Linked DNA regions of Homo sapiens: region 1 is linked to region 2. A link is an interaction called in ENCODE POLR2A ChIA-PET data of the cell type or tissue named here. Cell type or tissue: MCF 10A. All regions are shown on one strand. Each heading gives the region's core, and the rest is flanking DNA. Links, peaks and the distances in the headings are about the cores only. Region 1 has its middle 200 kb from the start of MAD2L1-DT. Region 2 has its middle 15 kb from the start of PRDM5.

Evidence for each region. ChIA-PET counts read pairs that join two places held together with the same protein. Peaks named below come from ENCODE experiments on the same cell type or tissue, not always from the same donor. Only the 100,000 strongest peaks of a DNase experiment are listed, where the experiment ranks them.
Region 1: POLR2A ChIA-PET joins it to region 2 with 5 read pairs; 2 of 35 experiments call an interaction of 5 or more read pairs at or near these places.

Annotation. Positions count from the first base shown.
Region 1 is chr4:120,261,229-120,271,913 of GRCh38, reverse strand. No RefSeq gene overlaps it. Among named protein-coding and RNA genes, the nearest start is that of MAD2L1-DT, 200 kb to the right of the region's middle. In MCF 10A, for the core only: no CTCF peak of the experiment used is centred there; a DNase peak (open chromatin) is centred at 5,103.
Region 2 is chr4:120,932,166-120,942,850 of GRCh38, reverse strand. No RefSeq gene overlaps it. Among named protein-coding and RNA genes, the nearest start is that of PRDM5, 15 kb to the right of the region's middle. In MCF 10A, for the core only: no CTCF peak of the experiment used is centred there; no DNase peak of the experiment used is centred there.

The DNA.
Region 1 (10,685 bases), core at 1,455-9,454, 670 kb after region 2:
TTGCTTTATATTTGTGTATATAAAGAGCCTATGTGGTTCACTTTCTGAATATTTCTTCCTTAATGATTAAAATAATCTTGGTGTCTGGGAGCCAGGCACAGCAATGTGGGGTGAGGGTAGAAGGCAGAAACTTGCAACGCATGAGCTCCGTCAGCTATTTCAACATATCTTTGCTCCCCAGCTAAATATAATAGAAAGTTTCTTAAAGGCTTGATCTTATGCACCATTGATTCCAAACAACTAATTTCTTGCCTTATACATACTGCAAACTTATTCACAGTTCATAATAAATTATCCATCGGAAAGTGTTCTAAACAAAACGTGTTCTCTTTGTAGAACTAGTAGTGAACCTGAATGCTTACAAAAAAAATGTTTATTTAGGATTACCAGCATAATGATGTTTTCTAATATTTGTTAAGTACTTTTAGATGTTTAGCACCATGCTGGGGAAATACTATAAAAACTTTCTTATAATTAACCTCCTACTCAAAAGGTTATACATGATCCAAACTTTTTCCTTTTCCTGCCAACACTGAGGAATGTCATACAAAGAAGTCTTGAGGTGAGTAGAAGTGATAAAGACAAAAAATTTAAAAGAAAGGGAAAAAGTTTTCTGCAAACTTGTTGCCACACATTAGTCTTACATGAATTTATCCATTAATTATGTTAATGCTGAATGGACCACATTACCTAAAGTTGTACAAGTGATTGCCCCAAAACTTAACTTCCCCAAGAAACTGGAATAAACAAAAGCTAACTCTCTTTGAAGGAAGTCACATCTATCTTAGACCTTGATGAACCTTGAAAATAATTTTCTCTAGGCAATGACTAGCAAGCAGCAGAAGATAACATGCTCACAAAGAAGTAAGACAATGTGAAAGACGCCAGAAGAGAAAAATAACAGAAACAAATCTGCAAAGACATCAAATATTAGACTTATCAGACAAAAATATTAAAAACAACTATGCTTTTATGCAATGTACCCATGTAACAAACCTGCACAGGTACCCTGAATCTATAATAAAAAATTAAAATAAAAAACTATGCTTACCAGGTTCAAAAAAATAAATAGCAAATGGAAGTATCTGCTGAGGAGAAGAAAGTGCAAAAAAGATTTAAAAAATAACTAAATGTTGGAATTAATAATACCATGACTAAAATTAAAAACTTGTTAGCCACATTTGAACATGTATCCACAACAAGAATTGGCAAACTGGAAGACATATCAGAAGAAATTACCACATATGCAACAAAGGTCAGTCTCAGAAAACTTAAGTGGTAAGTCCTCAAGACATTCAAAATTTAAAAATAAAAAGCATAGTATTGATCATATATAACCACTTCCAAAGAATAGAAGAAGTGAAAACACTGCACAACTCAATTTCTGAGGACAAAACAAGAACTTTAGGACAATCTCATTTATGAACACAGATATAACAATTCTAAACCAATTACTAATAAACTGAATTTTGCTATATATATAAAATGAATAAAACCATGAATCACTTTATCTCAGGACTACAGAATAAGTTGAACATTGTAAAATCTACGAATATATATAAAATAAACATAGAAAAAGAGGTTGGTTAAAAAAAACTTTTGCCAAACTGAAAATAAAAGGGAACTTTCTGAATATATGATGTGTCTAAAATAAGCTACAGCAAATGTACATGATGAATTATTGAAAGCTCCTTTTTGATATCATGAACATGTTAATGATGCTGCTATCAACCCTTTTATTAAACTTTGAATATGTTATCCTATCCAACAGGGTAAAATGAGAAATTAGGCATACAATGGGACTGGCAAAGCAGAATTATTCAATAAATTCATACTTGGACAATGGGTTCTGCACTGGGAGATTGGATACCTACAAAGCAACTCACACAAAGCTCTTTTCAGATAGACTAAGGATTTAAAACTTTTAAAACAGAATATAGGAGAAGATTGTTTTAACTATGGGGTAAAGAAAATTTCTTAAACATGGCACAATATAAAAATCATACATAAAAATATCTGTAAATTTGACTAGATTAACTTTAAATACTTTTGATTATCAAAAACTTATAGAAATATGTTTCAATAAAGATGGTGGAAAGTCAAGTGATAGCTGAGAGAAAATATTTAGAAAACACATATTACTTATAAAAGATATGTATTTAGAAAATGTATATTACAGAATGTGTATGAATCAAAATGAAAAATAAAAACATTAAAAATAGGACAAATTACAAGTCTTAAAACACAAACGACCAATAAGTTTGTTAAGATGTTAACTTCATTCATAACTATGGAAATGCTAGTTAAAACTATAAATGATCTATCTTTCTAATTCACCATTTTGTCAAAGAGTTATGTCTAATACTTTTAAGAGTTGGTAAAGACATGGAGCACTTGGAATTCACAAATAGCCACTAGCAACAGAACTGATTTATAAGTTGATGTATATTCATATTATGCAGCAGTGAAAATAGACAAGTATGGCTATTTAAAGCAATATGGAAAAATATTTAAAAATAATTATGAATGAAAAAAAATACCAAGCCACCAATGAAAACTTGTAGTAGGATTTCATTTACATAAAGGCAAAGACAGGTAATGCTGAAAAGTATATTGTTTAGAAATACAATTGGATGATATAAATTATAACACAAAGTTCAGATAGTAGTTACTTTGGGGTGGGAGATTAGTAGGAGACTTTAGAGGTATTCATTTCACAGGAATGTGAGAGGATTTTATGAGCCCAGACTGAAAGTTTCATGAGAGCAGAGACTAATATTTTCTCTTCTCCATTTTATTTCCTGAGCCTAGAAAAATGTATGGCACATTGTAGTTGATCAACACACATTTATTGGTTAAGTGAATGAATAAATGCCCTTTGTAAACTGTAAAGCTATGGAAATCATGACTTTTTTATTATTTACTGTAGTTTATTTGATATAATCAAATAGAAGGTAATTAGTTTTAACATTGAGGGAACATTATTGAAAGTTTTATGTTAACCCAGAACACTTTGGCAAAATAAATTAAATTTTTAGTTTCTACATTTCTGACAATTGAAATTACATTTCAATTGCCAAATAAGGATGAAACAAATATGAAATCTGACTTCAGGTGAGCATAATTTGAGAAGCAACGGCAAAAAAAAAGATAAAAATTTCATTTGGTCAGATCTGCAAGTTCTACTATATAAAGTTTTCTTTAGAAAATACTTCACAAGTTGGAAGTTTGTGAAATGTGGTTAACGTGTAAGTAATTGAACGTGTTTGTGAACTCAAATGCCCCATCTACCAATGTGTCTCCAATTAGAAAAAGGCATCAGATGAATTAAATGTTAATTATATTTGAAGTGTGGAATAAAGCCATAGTAATCCATTGTACATTTGCCAGTTTTCTGATTTTTTGGCTCCATTACCCAATTGTCCTGCTGAAATGTTTGTATATTGTATGTGAAAAATATGTATTTGCATGTCCATTAGGCAAAGTCATATAATCCACACTATATATTGCTCCCTGCTGTGTTTAATGGAATCTATCCAATGAGTGAGCAAAGTCTTCAAGTTACAAACAATATTCAAAGAAGACTTTTATCTCAACCAGACACTATGTTTTGGTCATGTTACTCACCCAGAATATTTTTATATACATATAATTTGAGACAGATCACCAATAAGAGAGATTTGTTCAGAAGAAGAATTGCATGTTTTGAAGGTCAAGTTTATTTTATTTAGTTTTTTTTCCACCTATTGACTTGTCATATCTCTGGAATTATGTCCAACTAAACTTGAAAATATTGTAAAATGCCATGAAAGTAATATATTGAGGAAATGTGGTTTATTCTGGGAATGGGCAGTCTACACATATTAATAGGCTTTCTTTGCACCCACCTCGGCAACTAATTCTGAATAGATGTCCTTGATGTATTTAAGAGACAAGGTGATAAAAGATTAGAGAGCTGTTTTCTTTCAGAAGCTGGCTCATCTAAGAAAGCACCAGTATTTGAAGAAAGTTCTCTTTTCAAAGTTTGAGTTTCCATCTGTATATACACAGAACAGTGTATTATGCTAAAACATTTGGTTTCTAAAATGGCAGCCAAAGTTGTTGTCTGTCTGAATCTATTTTGGACCATTGTATATTCAATATGACATAAAAAATAGACCTTTTATGTTGTAAGTAATCTAAAATTGGTGTATCCAAACAAATTTTACAAATAACTGTAGAGTTCAGCAAACTGTGTATATAATGACACTAATATCTCTACTTTTTGATATCCAAATTCTTTCTTGGAAGAGACGGTTTCTTGAAAAATGCCTCCACAAATTCAGGCTTATTTTATCATATGGTAAAATAAAATAAAGAAATGGGTAATTTGCCATACTACATGAATGCTGGCACTGGATAAAATGTCAAATATTTTGATCAAAATTATTTAGACAGTAGATTTAACTAACTTCTTGATTTTTAACTATAATGATAGACACACTTTCACAAAGATTTCATAAATGAAACCTATTAATATCATGTTTTAGTTATTAGTAATATATATGATATCAAATATCAATATTGAGTGGATATTCATTAATAATTTGGTGCTTTCAAATATGCAGATGTCTGGTTTTAATCAGATGAAATCTGGGGATAGTTGACTAAATTTGTTTCCTTTTTTCTATGCCCTGTTCAAAATCTTCCAGCCTATCTCAACATTGACTGAGGATGGGTAAAGAAATCAACTTTTTTTCAAATCTCATAGGCCTATTAAATTGTTTAATAAAAAGGTTTTCTGTCTTTCATTTTATTTACAGAGATTTAGGTCTAGTCTAATCTGTTCAACCTGTTAATCATTGTCAGGTGCCAGATTCTAATTTGTTCTCAATATGCCTGTTTGACTTTTCATTCCATATTCTTTGAGTTAAATTTCGATTACTTATTTGAATGTTATTTAATACAGCTCCTACATTTAAAATAAAACCAGCAGGTAAAATGAATTCTGGCTTAGTATAAAGAAGTTGTTACCAAATTAGTGTTACACATACAGATGGATGTGGCTCAACAACGATTTAGACAAAAGAAACAATGACTTGAACTGACATGTATGGCTGTGACTCAGCCTCTAACGAGCTTGTGAATAAATCCAGATTTCAGCACATTGATCCAGTTGCTTTCAGTACCTCTAGAAGGCGGTATATCAAGAATCCCCACGCTACTGTTTGAGAAAACAGATTCTGCTGCTACCTAAGAAATCAACTGGAAGGCATTTTTATAACCTTACACCACATAAGGAAAAGTTGAAAAGCAAACTACATCACTTGGAGAAAGATGATCTAGAATATCACTTTTAATATTTGACTATTTAAATTTTTGGTAAAATACTATCAGCCTGAAGAAGAGGAAAAATATCTTAAAAAAAAAAAAGCAAAATCTCACACACAAAAAATCTAACATCCACTAATGCATACATATTCATCTTTGTGTTGGGAAAATCTAAAGTAGAACATTTTGGTGGACTTCCTACAGCCTATTTTAACAATATAGGTATGCTGGTTACACTATTTAGATTTAATTTGAGTGAAACATATCCACACCATAAAAATATTGCTTTGTACTATTAGAGTGATAAATGTAAATGGCATCCCTAGTCCTTAAACCAACATAGATGGCAATCCAATCTCCTAGTTCCCCTAAACTGTGCCCTCATTAAGGCTCAAAGATGGAGTGAAAGGGAGCAATCCTGGAGCAAGGGAAACAAGAGGGAGAGACAGGATGGTTAGCTCTAAGGCTCAGGGATTGCCTGGAGGCCCCCGATATGAGGATGTCAACAATGACGCTTACTGGGTAATTACAGACATAAAAAAGTGAAAACACCATGACTTGAATTTGGGGATAAGGAGTCTCTGGGATCAAAAATAGTTGTGCCAAAAGGAATGAGTCAGAAGGACATGTATCTAAGGCAGTGGTTCCCAACCTTTTTGGCACCAAGAAATGATTTCCTGGAAGACTATTTTTCCAAGGATGGTGGGTAGGGGGCTGGGGGTGGTTTCTGGATTAAACTCTTCCACCTCAAATCATCAGGCATTAGACTCTCATAAAGAACTTGCATCCTGGATCCCTCGCATGCACAGTTCACAATAGGGTGCTTGCTCCTATGAGAATTTATGGCCCCACTGATCTGACAGGAGACAGAGCTCAGGTGGTAATGCTGCTTGCCTGCCACTAACCTCCTGCTATGCAGCCCAGTTCCTAATAGGCCACAGGTACCAGTCTGCTGCCCAGGAGTTGAGAACCCTGGTGGAAGGATTATTAAAAGGAATGTTTAGAAACACATTAATGTAAGTTCCAAATGTTATTAAAGTAGCAACATCCTTTTCGGTAATGTCAGCTTCCCCAAACTGTCCATGCCCTGAGAATCTGAGCTAGTGCCTAACACATGGTAGGCAATGAATTCTTAATTTTAAAAAATTTGCAGTGATTTCATGCATTTCATTGAAATCTGTTTCATGTATACATCTCATCTAGAGGCAGTACCCAGTACCTCTTTCCCTTAGTCTCTTCTGGGGTTCCCTGTTTCCTAACACCAAACTTAATTTGAACTCCAGCTATTTTGAAAACCCCCAGATGTTAATAAAAAGAGAGCAGAAATGAAGCCAAGTTACCCCAAAGAGTCCACATCCGATATACAGAACAAATGAACCCAAAACTCCACAAGCCAAACAACAGTGGGTTTTAAATTCAACCTAAATTCCAAGGTAGCAGGCAAAACTATTTGCAAAAATTAATCAAGAAACAATGAGAACCCCTAAATCTGTTACTCCAGGGGAAATAGTGAAATTCTCATTGTGGCATTTTTAAGAAAGGATAAGTACATCAAATATGACAAAATATACCTACCCAATCATAATGAAATACCTTTGAAATATGAATGACTTTATTCTTATTCTCAAGTGTTTAATATATTTAGACAACGATTTAAGGGAAAACTACTCATAGCTACCATGTAGAAGTCAAGACAGCCTGGGTGGGGGTGGAGATAGTATGTATTAATAATGAAAATTGAAGCTCCAAGGTTGTAAAATAATTTCTCCTGGTCACACAGCTACTGACCCAAATAAAGCTCAAATGTGTTTGTCTAACTCTAAAATTATGCTTTTCCCAAGGTGGACAACGTTGAAGTGACAGTTAAATCTGGCTCTCAGAGTTAGTGGTTGGGAATACATCAAGAGAAGTACTGTCATCCTTCGCTTTGTATTCTCTAACATAAACATTAACTTCTCTGATATATCAATATTCACATTTCTAACATAGCCATCTTATAATTAAGTCTACTTAAAACACCGTTAAATTGGAAATTTAAATGGTCACAAAATTACTTGTCATGAAAGCATGCATCTTTCTCAAGTTTCAGTTCCACATTACACTTCCTATCCATTCAAAATTTTTTTAAGAAATTGACATAGTCAAATAAATTTATCATATCGAACGTTTTATTTATAGTTAAAAATATTTGTATTTCAGTTCCCTGTTATATTTACTTATGATCAAATCTGAATTCCCAAACACAGTAAAAACTAAAGTATTTTTTCAGAGGTCCAAGGGACTTAAGCTTACTAGTATCCAATGCTCCCTGGTAAAACTAACAGACAAATAAAAACTCATCTTTTATCAATAATATTTTCATAGTTTTATGCCTAAGCACCTAAGCATCAGGGACAGGACTCTGAATGATATTCAATGCATATTTAAATCGACATGGTAGAAAATGTTCATCAGAGTCAAACAATTGATGGGTAGGGCAACATAATGCTCAATAAAACCATTCAGGGTATGTTTGCCAAACAAGAAGGTCTTGTAAGACCATGTGCTGCTAATGTAAAATGTTGCCTTTCTCTAACTTTAGTCTTTATTCTCAACCTTGCAACTGCCACACACTCACATACACAGAATAAGGAAAATCAACTCCTCCTTCTGGAAGGAAACGTTTCTTCTTTTATTTTATGACGTCTGCTCCTTATTGCTGTGACGGTGCGGTTGAAGCACACCCCTTCTTCACTAGATTACAAGGGTGAATTTGAATAGACAGACACTGGAGGGGACCAGCCCAGCACACTCTCTTGAATTGTCCCTTAGCTTTTCAGGCAGTTCCAGTGCCTTTGAAAAGAGTGGGAATAAAGTGACTGCTGATTAAGCAGAGGGTTTGACATGGGAATAGGTTTGTCAATTGTTTGAAAGTCACACTGCCTAGACTACAACTTTTAAAATGTAAATGCATGACACAAATACTGCCCAACAAAATAGGATGGATTTGATTGAGAAGGCCACAAAGGACAGCCAAAGCTCTATTCCAGCAATAAAGAAAAATATATATCTGGTGTCAGAGAAAGATAATGAAGTACTTGATAGATGTTATCTTCAATTTAATAATCCAAAATTATTTTTAGTTTTAGTTTCTATAACAGTTATTTCTTAAGCATTTTCAATTTCCAGAAAAATTTTTCAGATGCCTGCTTTGTCAGAATGGACTCCCTGAATAATTTTAAATAGGATAGCATAAAACACTGCTTAACAAAAATCAACTTTTCTGGTAATACATCAGTTTAATTTCCAGGCCAAAAAATAGTTAAATTTTACAAAATTCCATGCTGATCAATTTTATCAGAAGCTTCTTCCATCCAACTTAGAGAGCTCTCACAAAGATGTAGCTTTCATGTTGTGTAGGATAGGGAAGGATTGGGGGCTACACAATTGTTTCACTGATCAAGGTTGATTTTGGTCACTATTTTGTCACTAATAATGGAGAAACAAATAAGAGCCTTGATGTTAGATACATTAAAAAATACTCATTTCTTCAATCCCCAAAAATATTAATCAAAAAAGGCATCAAAATGAAGGTAATTAACACAATCATAATTTATATTTTAAAATTAAAATACTTCTAGGAATAAAAAAGGAAAGGAAAAGAAAGAAAAATATAAAAATAAATGAAAGAAAAGGGCAAGTATTATTCATAATCACTAATGTATGGAATCACCTAAGTGACACCAACAGATGAGTGGACAAAGAAAATGTAGGATATGTACACAATGGAACACTATTACAGCCCCTGAATCATTCTGTCCCTGTATCCATACATGTTATATCTGTTTTTTTATTTTTAACTTTTGCAGGCACATGGTAGGTGTATATATTTATGAGGTACATGAGATACTTTGACACAGGCATGCAAGCAATGCATAGTAATCATATAATGGTAAATGAAGCATCCATTACAAATTTGTAATACAAATTTGTCCTTTGTATTACAAACAATCCTAGTGTACTCTTTTAGTTATTTCTAAATGTACAACTTAATTATTAATGACTATAGTTCCCCTACTGTGCTATCAAATACTAGGTCTTATTATTTCTAACCATTTTTTAAAATCCAGTAACCATAATTCCTCCCCACCCCCACTACCCTTCCTCCTCACCCCCACTACCCTTCCCAGCCTCTGGTACATGCTATGTCTGCTTTAGAAGCAAATTAAATGACAAATACAATTCGTTTCTTTAAAATACTTACACAAGCATGAACATGCACACTTTTTTCACATTGCATGCCTCACTAACAAAACCTTCAAACTTCTGCTTTAGACATTTCTGTTTTTCAAAATTCCATCATGGCAGGAAAAATAGATTTTTCTCTTTTTTTTATTTTTTGGTTTTATTTTTTTGAGACGGAGTCTCGCTCTGCGCCCAGGCTGGAGTGCAGTGGCACGATCTGGGCTCACTGCAAGCTCCGCCTCCCGGGTTCACGCCATTCTCCTGCCTCAGCCTCCCGAGTAGCTGGGACTACAGGCGCCCGCCACGGCGCCCGGCTAATTTTTTTGTATTTTTAGTAGAGACGGGGTTTCACCGTCGTCTCGATCTCCTGACCTCGTGATCTACCCGCCTCGGCCTCCCAAAGCGCTGGGATTACAGGCGTAAGCCACGGCGCCCGGCCTTTTCTTTTTTTCTTTTTTTTTTTTTACTCTTCCCACGCTATGTCTGTATAGCAGCACTTCCTCCCTCTCTTATATTTCTTGCAGGAAGCTCAGATCCCTTGTTGTCTAGGTGCCCTGCACAAACTACTCGCCCACCCAAAGCCATAACTGATCTCAACAAAAGATGCCTTCTACATCAATGAACCCAAACTCTGAGAAGGCATTTAAATAATCTTCTGTTATTTGCCCATGCCCTTTAGTCTTATCTCTCTCTTCAGCCAACTTCTAGATAGAATTATTCAAATACAAAGCTCTCAACAAAAGGAATGGCTTTTCCACATCCGCCTTCCGACCATGTTACAAAAGTTTGCAAGCAGACTTTACCACTTCCAAATCAGTTGTAAAATATAACTGCGAAGATTATGGCCAGAGACCGGGCGTGGTAGCTCACGCCTGTAATCCCAGCATTTTGAGAGGACAAGGCGGTGGATCACTTAAGGTCAGGAGTTCAAGACCAGACTGGCCAACCCAGTGAAAATCCACCTCTACTAGAAATATGAAAATTATCCAGGTGTGCTGGCGGGCGCCTGTAATCCCAGCTACTCAGGAGGCTGAGCACAAGAATCGCTTGAACCTGGGAGGTGGAGGTTGGAGTGAGCTGAGATTGCGCAACTGCACTCCAGCCTGGGCAACAGAGTGAAACTCCATGTCAAAAAAAAAAAAAAAAAAAAA
Region 2 (10,685 bases), core at 1,785-9,784:
AAACTGGAATATCTACAGGATTATTCAGAAAGTAATATCCCAATAGGGGGCACTTTATCTTTTTACAATGAGATATTTAATTTTACTGTGCCTTGAAATATTTGTCAAAGAGGCAAAAATGTCTTTTCAAAGAACTTTGGTTCTTTTCTCCAGTTTCCTAAGGTAATTAGTATAATAGTGCTTCAGTTCCTTTGACTGGAAAACAAAGTATTTTAAAACTGTCAGATGAGTTTTAAAGAGAAATCATAACATACAGGTTAACAAATTATGCTTGAATTTAGGTTTTGGGTTCTCCTCCATCCTCTTTATCAAGTGTTTCTCAGATAGACTGAAAGTAGACTATGAACCCATAAATTAGGCATACCCTCATAAAAAGGCTTCAAACACTATTGAGCTTGCTCTATTTTTATTGAATGGAAAGAGAAGGAAACTGGCCCTCTGTGGAGCACCTAATGCTGTACTATAATCTAGTACAGTAATTTGTTCTCATTTTGCCTATTCTATCCATCTGTGATTTTATCATGTTTTGTTTTTCTATTCCTATATGGGAGGAAGTAGTGATTTCAATTACATGAATATTGTGACTCAAGAATTCTCCTTGAGTATGTGTTAGTTTTTCTGTAAGAGTAGAAGATTCCATGTAGAACTGCTGGGTCAAAGTGTATGTACATTTTTAAGTTTTAAAAGATGCTGCTCAATTTCTCCCCAAAGTGGGCCTCCCATTTTTTACTTGTATGAACGGCATGTAATAGTGTCCATTTTGCCACATCTCACCAACATTTGTGGCTTTGTTCAGCCTTTACATTTTTTTTTTTTTTGCCTGATAGGATCAAAAAAGTTTTCTCACTGTTACTTCCATTTGTCTTTCCCTGATTACTACAGAAGTTAATAATCTTTTCAATGGTCATTTATATTTTTACTTTTATTTATTACTTTTTCATTTTTGTCCATTTGTCTTTCAGGTATTTGTCTTTTCTTATGGATATGTTGTCTGTTACATATATTACAAAAATTGTTCTTAGTCCGTAGCTTGTCCTTCATCATTTTAATGATCTCTTGAACCATTCAGAATTTTATATTTTGTTGTGCTTTCCCATACCAAGTTTTTTTTTTGTTGTTTGTTTGTTTGTTTGTTTGTTTGTTTTGAGGTTGACTTTTGCTCTTGTCACCCAGGCTGGAGTGCAATGGCGTGATTTCAACTCACGGCAACCTCTCCCTTCCAGGTTCAAGCGATTCTCCTGCCTCAGGCTTCCAAGTAGCTGGGATTACAGGGGCACACAACCACACCTGGCTAATTTTTGTATTTTTTGTAGAGATGGGGTTTCGCAATGTTGGCCAGGCTGATCTTGAACTCCTGACCTCCAGTGATCTGCCTGCCTCGGCCTCCCAAAGTGCTGGATCATAAGGCAGTGCCCTGTATCAAGTTTTTACATTAAAAAAAATTTTATTCCTCAGGAAAGTTCTCTCCGCTCCATAGTTATGAACATAGTCTTCTACATTTTCTCCTAGTAATTTTAAAATTTTCATTTTTATCAACTGCAAAGTTTTATTATAGTGTGAACTACTGATTGAAATCTTTTCCTGTCCCTTGAGGTTGCCAAATACTGCAAGGGTAAAGGTGGAAACAGATCTCTGTTGAGAACAAAGTTACTGATTTTTCTAAGGTGGAGTTTAAAGAGGGCCTGCCCCTTGCCATTAGATTCCTGGTCTGACCTCAGCTACCAGTGGGGCTAACCTGCTCTGACAGCCTTTACCAATGAGATATATGAGAGAGAATTTGGAGGAGATCATGCCTGCTGGAAAGTGTTCTATATGTTTAGAAGTACAGCATTTTGTTCTCAATCTTAAACACTGGGGGCAGTGAAAGAGATATGTCCAGTGAAATTTATATTTAAGGGTGTTTTTTTGTTTGTTTTTGGTCTGAAGACTGAAGAAGAGATAGCTTCTTCCTTGCTGGTCATGAAGGGAGAAAAGTGCAGTATGTATTGCTCCAAAGGTTCAATATGGAAGGGCCACACCAACACCGTATTTTCCTGTGAGCCTTTGAATATCTGGAAGAGAACTCTAGTGGTTCCCTGTGGGCAGAGCACGGAGAACAGCAGAGGGAGACCAAGGCCATGAGACTGCCCAGGTGGCCCCTCAGCCAAGGGATGGTACACCCAACCTGGAAATCCTTTTGGCAGGTGAACCCCATATGAGTGCTACATGGAGTAAGGCTAACACTCTTGGGGTGAGAGGGGTTCATTTGTAACAGAGGCAGCCCAGGTAAAGCTGAATCAGTCCTTCTGAAAACCAACCTCAAATTACATCAGTCAGAGCACAGTTACATGAGGAGAATCTCTTATGCCTCTTTGCTGCACTTGCCACCTGGAAAGAGGCTAATATGAGCTAGTATTAAGAGTTAGAGAGAGAATTTCAAATAAAGAAAGATACGGGAGGCAAAGGAAGCAGAGCATATCCACTTCCTCACTCCCTGATGCCAGAGACACAAATCCAACAGCTAAGAGGTGGAGTTGCCAGATTCCGATTTCAGGCAGTTAGGCTTTGAAATTGAGCTCTTAATAATTATGCTAACGTGTGACCCTCAGGTATGATCTCTGCTTCACATTTCCTGCTTATACTCATTTTCAGATTAAGAATATTTCCTTTGAGTTCTAATTTGTGTATACACACTTACACATGGGCACACACACATATACACACACACATACATATCTATGATACAGTTTAATTTATAAATTAGGCACAGTAAGACACTAACAACAACTAAGAATAAAATAAAACAATTATAACAATAAGCTGGCATCACTGCTCTTGCACTTTGGGGCCATTACTAAGGAAAATAAGGGTGTTTGAACACAAGCACTTGCCACTGGATCTGATAACCAAGATGACTACTAAGTGACTGATGGGTGGGCACAATATACAGTGTGGCTCTGCTGGACAAAGGAATGATTCACATCTGGCTGGGCAGAGCAGGATGGCATCTGATTTCACCACATTAACAGAAAGGCATGCACTTGGACAGTTATAAATTGTTTACTTCTGGAATTTTTAATTTAATATCTTTGGACCTTGGTTGACTGCATGTAACAAAAACTGCAGAAAGTGAACCCACAGATGAGGAGGGGCTACTATATATATAAAGATTAATGGTTATTGACTTTTATTTGGAAAATTGGGAGCATCTATTTAGATAAAAAGTTGTTAATGCAGGGAATTAAAATGATAGGTTTTCTAATACTGAATTACCCTTGTAGCCTATTTTAAATATGTCATATTATTATACATTTTTTTCTTTTTTTGGGGCAGGGGGGAGTGTCTAGCTCTGTCACCCAGGCTGGAGCACAGTGGTGTGATCACTGCAACCTCTGCCTCCTGGGCTCAAGTAATTCTCCCACCTCAGCTTTTCGAGTCGCTGGGACTACAGGCACATGACACCATGCCCGACTAATTTTTGCATTTTTGTAGAGAAGGGGGTCTCACAAAGTTGCCCAGGCTGGTCTCCAACTTCTGCGCTCAGGCAACCGGCTTGCCTCAGCCTCCCAGATGCTGGGATTACAGGCGTGAGCCACCACACCTGGCCACACATTTTCTTTTAATAACTTGTTGGATTCCATTTGCTAACATATTAATGTATTATTTAGGATACTGTTGTATTCATGTTCAAAAGTGAAATTGAATTATATTTTTTTCTTTTATTGTTATTGTCCATTTGTGTTATCAAGATACCGAAGGCTGTGAGAATAGATGATTAGATTTACTATTTTTCTAAATTCTTATGTGTTTACATAAAAGGGGGATTACCTGCTCCCTTATCTTAAATCTGTCTTGAGTCTAACAACTTCTGTATAGATACGTTTTTAATGACCTATTGAACTTTATTGTTGTTCTATTGGGTGGTTTTCTACTACTTCCTGGACCAGTTTCGATAATTTATATCATCCTGGAGAAGTTATCCAATTATGTAGATGACATGTCCAAATTCATTGGTAGAAAATTACTGATAGTACCAACTAAAATCTCGTAACTTTGCAAACCTTTTTGAATTAGTAATGTCCCCCCTTTACTTACCTTATTACTAATAGTTTTATGTTCACATTTTAATTACATGTAATTGCCCTAAATTTGTCTATTTTATTAGATTTTTTTCAGGTACCATCTATTATTATAATCAATTGTATTCATTTTTTTTGTTTTCTGTTTTCTTACTTTATACTTTTATTATTATTGTGTTCTTCCTTATACTTTGAGTTAATTTTTGTTTTTCCCTTTCTTGCCTCCTGATTATAAGATATAGTTCATTTATTTCAATCCCTCTTTAAAATTAATAGTCAAGGCTGTATACTATTCACACTAATTATCACTTTGCATCTACCCTGCAGGTTTTGTTTTGTATTGTTTTCTCTTTTTTTGATAAGCTCTAAATATTTGATTACTATTGATTTTCAGTTTTATTGCTCTGTTCAATATGTTCAGTCTGTGTGATATAATTTCAGGTTATTGTTTTTTGTTTTAAGATTAATATACAGTCTTGCCAGTTTAGCTCTTAGGCCCTTGCAACACAAACTCTGTTTCAATACTTGTGCTTTACAAGGCTATGCTTTGGCCTTCATTTTTAAAACTCAGTCAGTGACTCTGTCTTATATAGATTGTTTTAAATAATTCAAAAGTTTATAATTATAGTAAATAATATATAACATAAAACTTACCATCTTAGCCATTTTTAAGTGTGCAGTTAAGTAGTGCTGAGTATATTTATATTGTTGTGCAACAGACCTCCAGAACCTTTTCATCTTGCAAGATTAAACTCTATACCCATTAAAAAATAACTCCACATTTTCCCCTCCCTTCAGCTGCAGATAACCACAATTGTACATTTTTTCTAGGAATTTGACTACTTTACATACCTCATGTAAGTAGAATCATACAGTATTTGTCTTTTTGTGACTGGCTTATTTCACTTAGCATAATGTCCTCAAGGTTCATCCATGTTTTACCATGTGACAGGATTTCCTTTAAGGTATGTATATACTACATTTGAGTTTACCATTCATCCTTTGACGAACATCTAGGTTGCTTCTATTTCATATAGATTATTTAAAAACCAGCTGCATGGATTGTGATTATTTCTATGTTTTGACTTTTTCTTTTATTTAGTATTTTATCTTCATTATTCTCTTTCCCTACCTATTTTTTTTCCCTTTTCTATTTCTTCATTGTATCCTAAAAATTTTAACATATGCGCCTAAACTTTTTCTCTGGCAAGTTCTAAAGTCAGCAGATCGAATGAAGCTCCCGAATATCAACATGACTTTTATGCCTCTGCTTCCCTTTACATCTTCCAAACAGACTTATACCTTGTACTTTCCATGTCAATAATGTCTAGAATTAAAGGTCAAGAGTGACATATTAAAAGATATTTGAAAATATTTGAAGTTTTGCAACCCACAATTATGTAAATTTACTTTTTTTTGGTTATCTTTGTTCATTATATCATTGCTTCAACCTAGTTTTATTTTTCTTCTTGCTCGTTTTCATCTTTTGGTTTCTTTCAGAGAGTTTTTGAGTAATAAATATTGTGAATCCATGTACATTTGAAAATGTCATTATAGGATTTTGGGTGTGCATGATAGTTTGGTTGGATATAAAATTCTAGGTTCAGTTTTCTTTTCCTTTATTGGCTATCAGTTTTAAGATTTTGCTTCATTGCTTTACTGTTTCAGTATGGCTAATCAGATAACTCACACAAATCTGCTTATCATTTTCTTGTAAGCTATGTGCTCTGTTCCTCTTTCAATATGTAACAAAGTATAAGAAGATAGTGATGGTTAGGTGCCAAAAGAATGAACAGACAACAGAAACTATGGATATATAAAAGATCACTTCCAATGATGGTAGCCAGAAATAGTTTCATGGAAAAGATGAAGCATAGATCATACTATGGAGGATGGTATCAGTTAAATAAGAAGAAAACAATAGAGAAGACATTTCACGCAATGGGTAAAATGTAAGTATGACATTGAGCCAGGTATGATGAGGGAAGAGAGAACAAATGAGTTTGATTGAATGAGGGATTCTAAAAGAATGATAGGAGTTAGGGTCAGAGGAGTAGGATGGAACTGGACCATGAACAGCTTTTTGACTTCAGAATAAGGATTTGGGAATAACCAGTAGGTATGTGGACTTACTCAAGCTGCTAGAAAAAAGGATTGTCAAGAGAATATTTTAGAACTATTAATCTATCAGTGATGCTGACAGTGCATTCAAGCAAAAAGATGCTAGAGTAGGGAAATATAAATATTGTAATAGATGTGGGGCTTTAGGGTCTAAACTATAATTAGTGCTAGCCATATGGACAGAGGCAAAACAAGAATGGAATGAATCTAAATCAAAGGCAATTGGTAAACAGGGAGTCCATATTTCAAGCACAGATGCTGGCAGAACTGTTTCTAGAGTAGGAAAATCAGAATAATTAAACATATTGTGGTTATGTCTCTAAAGGTCTAAAATAAACTTTTGACTCATGAATTTAGTAAAAAAATTAAAGTTAGTTTTTCCTCTTTAATTATCTTACCATTTATCTCTATTTTTCTTAGAAACAGTGCTAGGATCTTTTGCTTGCAGCTAAATATATTCCATGGATCAAATGCTTCTTTTATACTATACCTTAGGTAGTACTTGGAGCATTTTCCCATTTTACATTAGAACTAAATGTCATATGAAATAGTATTGGGCTAGAAAATATTTATCCTTTGGAAAAAAATGATGTTGGTATGAATAAATATTTTTGAATAAATAAAGCATTCTTTATTAGGTATATTCTTTAAAATAAGCGATAAGTCTCCAAAGTTAGATAAATTAACAACTTATTTTTAATTGAATTTTACTAATTCTAAGTTTTGTAATGTCTTCCCTTTTAAAAGTTCACAGCTACCATATAGTCATGAACATAAGAAATATTTTACCTACCCTTCCTGCTCTACAATCATTTTACATTTCATGGGTCAAATTCTCTTCTCAGATTTATTTTTATTTTTTGTAAATCCCACTGAAGATAGTGGAAATGGAGCCAGACTATCTGAGGGCAAAATTTAAAATCACATTTGCAAAGATATTGACTTTCCCCAATTCATATTTTATTGAGAGATTGGACATTGAAATTGGTTGGAATTATCTGTAATAAAGTATTTGAACTTGATGTCACTGAGACATATTGAGAAAAGAAGAAAAATAATGTTTTACTGCAAGTTGCTACTTTTCAGATTTCGACTTTCATTTCCCATGAAAAAAATGTAAAACTGGAGAATTGAACATGTTCACATTTCCCCCTACTGAGCTTGAAAGTTGAGAAGCATTGCAACTGCACGAGTAAAATATTTTTTACAGCATATAATAACAGTGGAGCTTCAGGAGATTGGCAGGAAAAGGGAAAGGAAATAGGGGGGAAAGAAGGGAGGGATGTGTGTCAAATATTGGACCCAGGAGTCCAAAACAAATTAACTAAATAATTTTAAGATTAACTCACATTGTTTCATCTCTACATTCTCATTGTGTAAAAATTATTACAAAGATTTTAAAGATTTCATTTTTTGGTGTTTTTAATGATCTTTTCTAAGTATTAGATAACATAGCATGCCCAGACAAAATTCAAACTCACGTATACAGAGTCCTACAAGGGATGCTGTCTATTGTGAGTTGCCCACTCTGAGCAACATAATTTTAGTGGCAAAACACAGAGGTCATTCAATTCTATTGACATTGAATTAGTTTTGGAGGAACTTTTTAAACACCTAATGAATGATTTGTTTGAGATGATATTACCCATGCTCTCAGTGAGAGCAATTTGCACTTGATTCCTCATAATGATTTATAAATCTCTATTTAGAATTTACTACATGGACATATGTGTCTTGTCCCATGTTTCCCCATTTCCTAACCTTAAGTACAAACCTTAAGCAATTCTGGCCCTTTGGATCCTTTTCTGTGTCTATCATGTTTAAGTCCTGTTTTTCTTTTTTTCCAAGATAAAGTCTCGCTCTGTCACCCAGGCTGGTGTGCAGTGGCATGATCTTGGCTCACTGCAAACTCCGACTCCCGAGTTCAAGCGATTCTCCTGCCTTAGCCTCCTAGGATGCTGGGATTACAGGTGCCTGCCACGACACCTGGCTAATTTTTTGTAGAGACAGGGTTTCACTATGTTGGCCAGGTTGGTCTCGAACTCCTGATCTCAAGTGATCTGCCCGCCTCAGCCTCCCTGTTTAACACACCCTTAAAATTCTCATTTCAGGTTAAGATGTCATGTCAACTTCTACCTTCTGGAAACTTGCTAAAGAATTCGTCTTTGCTTATGCACTTGCTCAAATGCAATATGTTAATGCTGAGTTTTACCAATTGATGCTTAGAAGGCCTTGCTTCTTTGCTGTGAGGTCTGCAAGATGTCTGTATTGCTACGCAGGATTACAGTGCTCTGTCTCCAGTCTGACTGCTCAATATCTGTGTTCTCCTCCTATTAGTAGGACAAATGCTATAGTGACAGAAGTGCTGCTAAAGCCTCCTTGTTAGAAGTAATTTCTCCCCACCCTGACACCCAAATTTACCTCCAATTGAGCAGTAATATGGACTGCATGAGACATTCTTTGTAACACATTAAACAGGCTCCCCTGTCTTTCTTCCCTACCCTGAAGTAGTTTCAATTATAGGAATATTTTCATGCACCCTTGTATTTACGAAATCTGATAACTAGTGTTGCTTATTCTTTGTGCTTGGTGCACAATTAGGAATTCTATATGAACTTTTCAGGAATACATTATTGTCTTAAATGTTTATTTTTGTACAGATACCATGTTTTATTTTATTTATTTTGAGATAGGTTCTTGCTCTATTGCCCAGGCTAGAGTGCAGTGGTGTGATTATGGCTCACTACAGCCTTGAACTTCTGGGCTCAAGTGAGCTCCTTGCCTTAGCTTCCCCACTAGCTGGGACTACAGTGCACTATCATACCTGGCTGTTTTTTAAAAAAAGAAAACTGTAGAGACAGGATCTCACTGTATTGCCCAGACTGGTCTCAGACTCCTTTCCTCAAGTGATCCTTCCACCTTGGCCTCCCAAAGAGCTGGGATTACAGGCATGAGCCACCATGTCTGGCCAGATACCACATAATTTGAATTAAAAAATGAAGAACTTCTTACACAGTTTTAAGTAAATTTGGAGTATAATCAAGAACTTTAAAATGACAAAATATGTTTAACACAATTTAACTACTATTAAACTTATTTTTCACATCTTTTGGAGATACAAGTGATCTATAAGCCCAGAAAAGAAAAAAAAAAACAACGTTTCCTACAAGCTCTTACTAACAATTTTTGGGAAACTGGCTATCTCTCTGAAAGCATCATTGGCCCATAGTGAGCTTCACGTAGATATTAAAGACATCATTCTTGCCCTGGAGGGATGACTGGAGGCTGCCTTGTGCCACAATACTAAGTAATAGATTCACTTCTGTATAATTAAAGCAAAACTCAGATGGCTTGGTGAAGAACATTGAAGTACAGCTATGAAACATAGTTCTAATCCATGGTAATAATAACAATAGCACCCATTTATTTTGAACAGGTTTTGTGTCTGGGGCTCTGCAAAGCAGGCATTATCATCCTCATTGCCTAGGTAGGGAAATAGCATCTCAGAGTGGCTATTAGCCTTTCCCACGGTCTCATGTTAATACATCTCAGATCTGTGATTTAAACCTCATACTCCCTGATTCCAAAATGTCTGCTGTTTCCATGGCTCCTCATCACTCCAACTGAGACTGGGAAGCACTCTTAATACATGGGAATTCCCCTTAGGAGCAGTAGAGTCTATTTTAGTAGTTGTATTTGGAAGAAGAAGTTTCAAGAAGCCATTTTTGTGGGTAGCCTATATAATTTAGCACAGACTCTGGTATGGCCTATGCAATTTTTTTTAAAAAAGTCTTTTTGTTTCCTTCTGGTCTAAGGTTCATTATGGTAAAATTTTGCAGAAAAGTTCAGAACTCATGATTTGAGAGATCAGCCCAATGCCATTTTTTTCATTACAGTTGCATAGTGTCTTTAATAAAGACAGATATATAATAACTGAACTCCTTACACAGAGAACAGCAGTGCAAAGGCTGACTAGATTCTAACTCAGGGAGAAAACATTTGACTCAATCATGTAACAGAATCTGTTATTTTTTATGTATTTGATTATTATTATTAATTTGTATCTTTTCTTCAGGGAATACCCCTGTCACACAGCCAGAAGTCTTCCAATTTGGTTTTCCATATGTTGACAAGTTTCTTATAATAAAGGATTTAAATTACCTTCAGGGCATACAGTACCAGTCACTTTCAAAATTATATATTGCTTCTTATTTCAGCCACATATACAATTTAAATACTTTATTTCATAAGTTAGGGTTGGATATAAGAACTTAAAATCTACAGACCTGTTTCAGCAATAGAAAATTTTGCTGCTGTGTAGAAATAAGTGACATTACTCTACTGTTGCCCAATTTTTTTAAAAAAAAACCTTTTAAAAACACAGAAAACCAATGTCAATAAATACTGTTTTGAACTTCTGGAAGAAATCAAGTTAAAAAATTATTGATTCATATGTAAAGACATATTAATATGGTGTCCAGTTACAATTGGAAACTACAGGGAGGA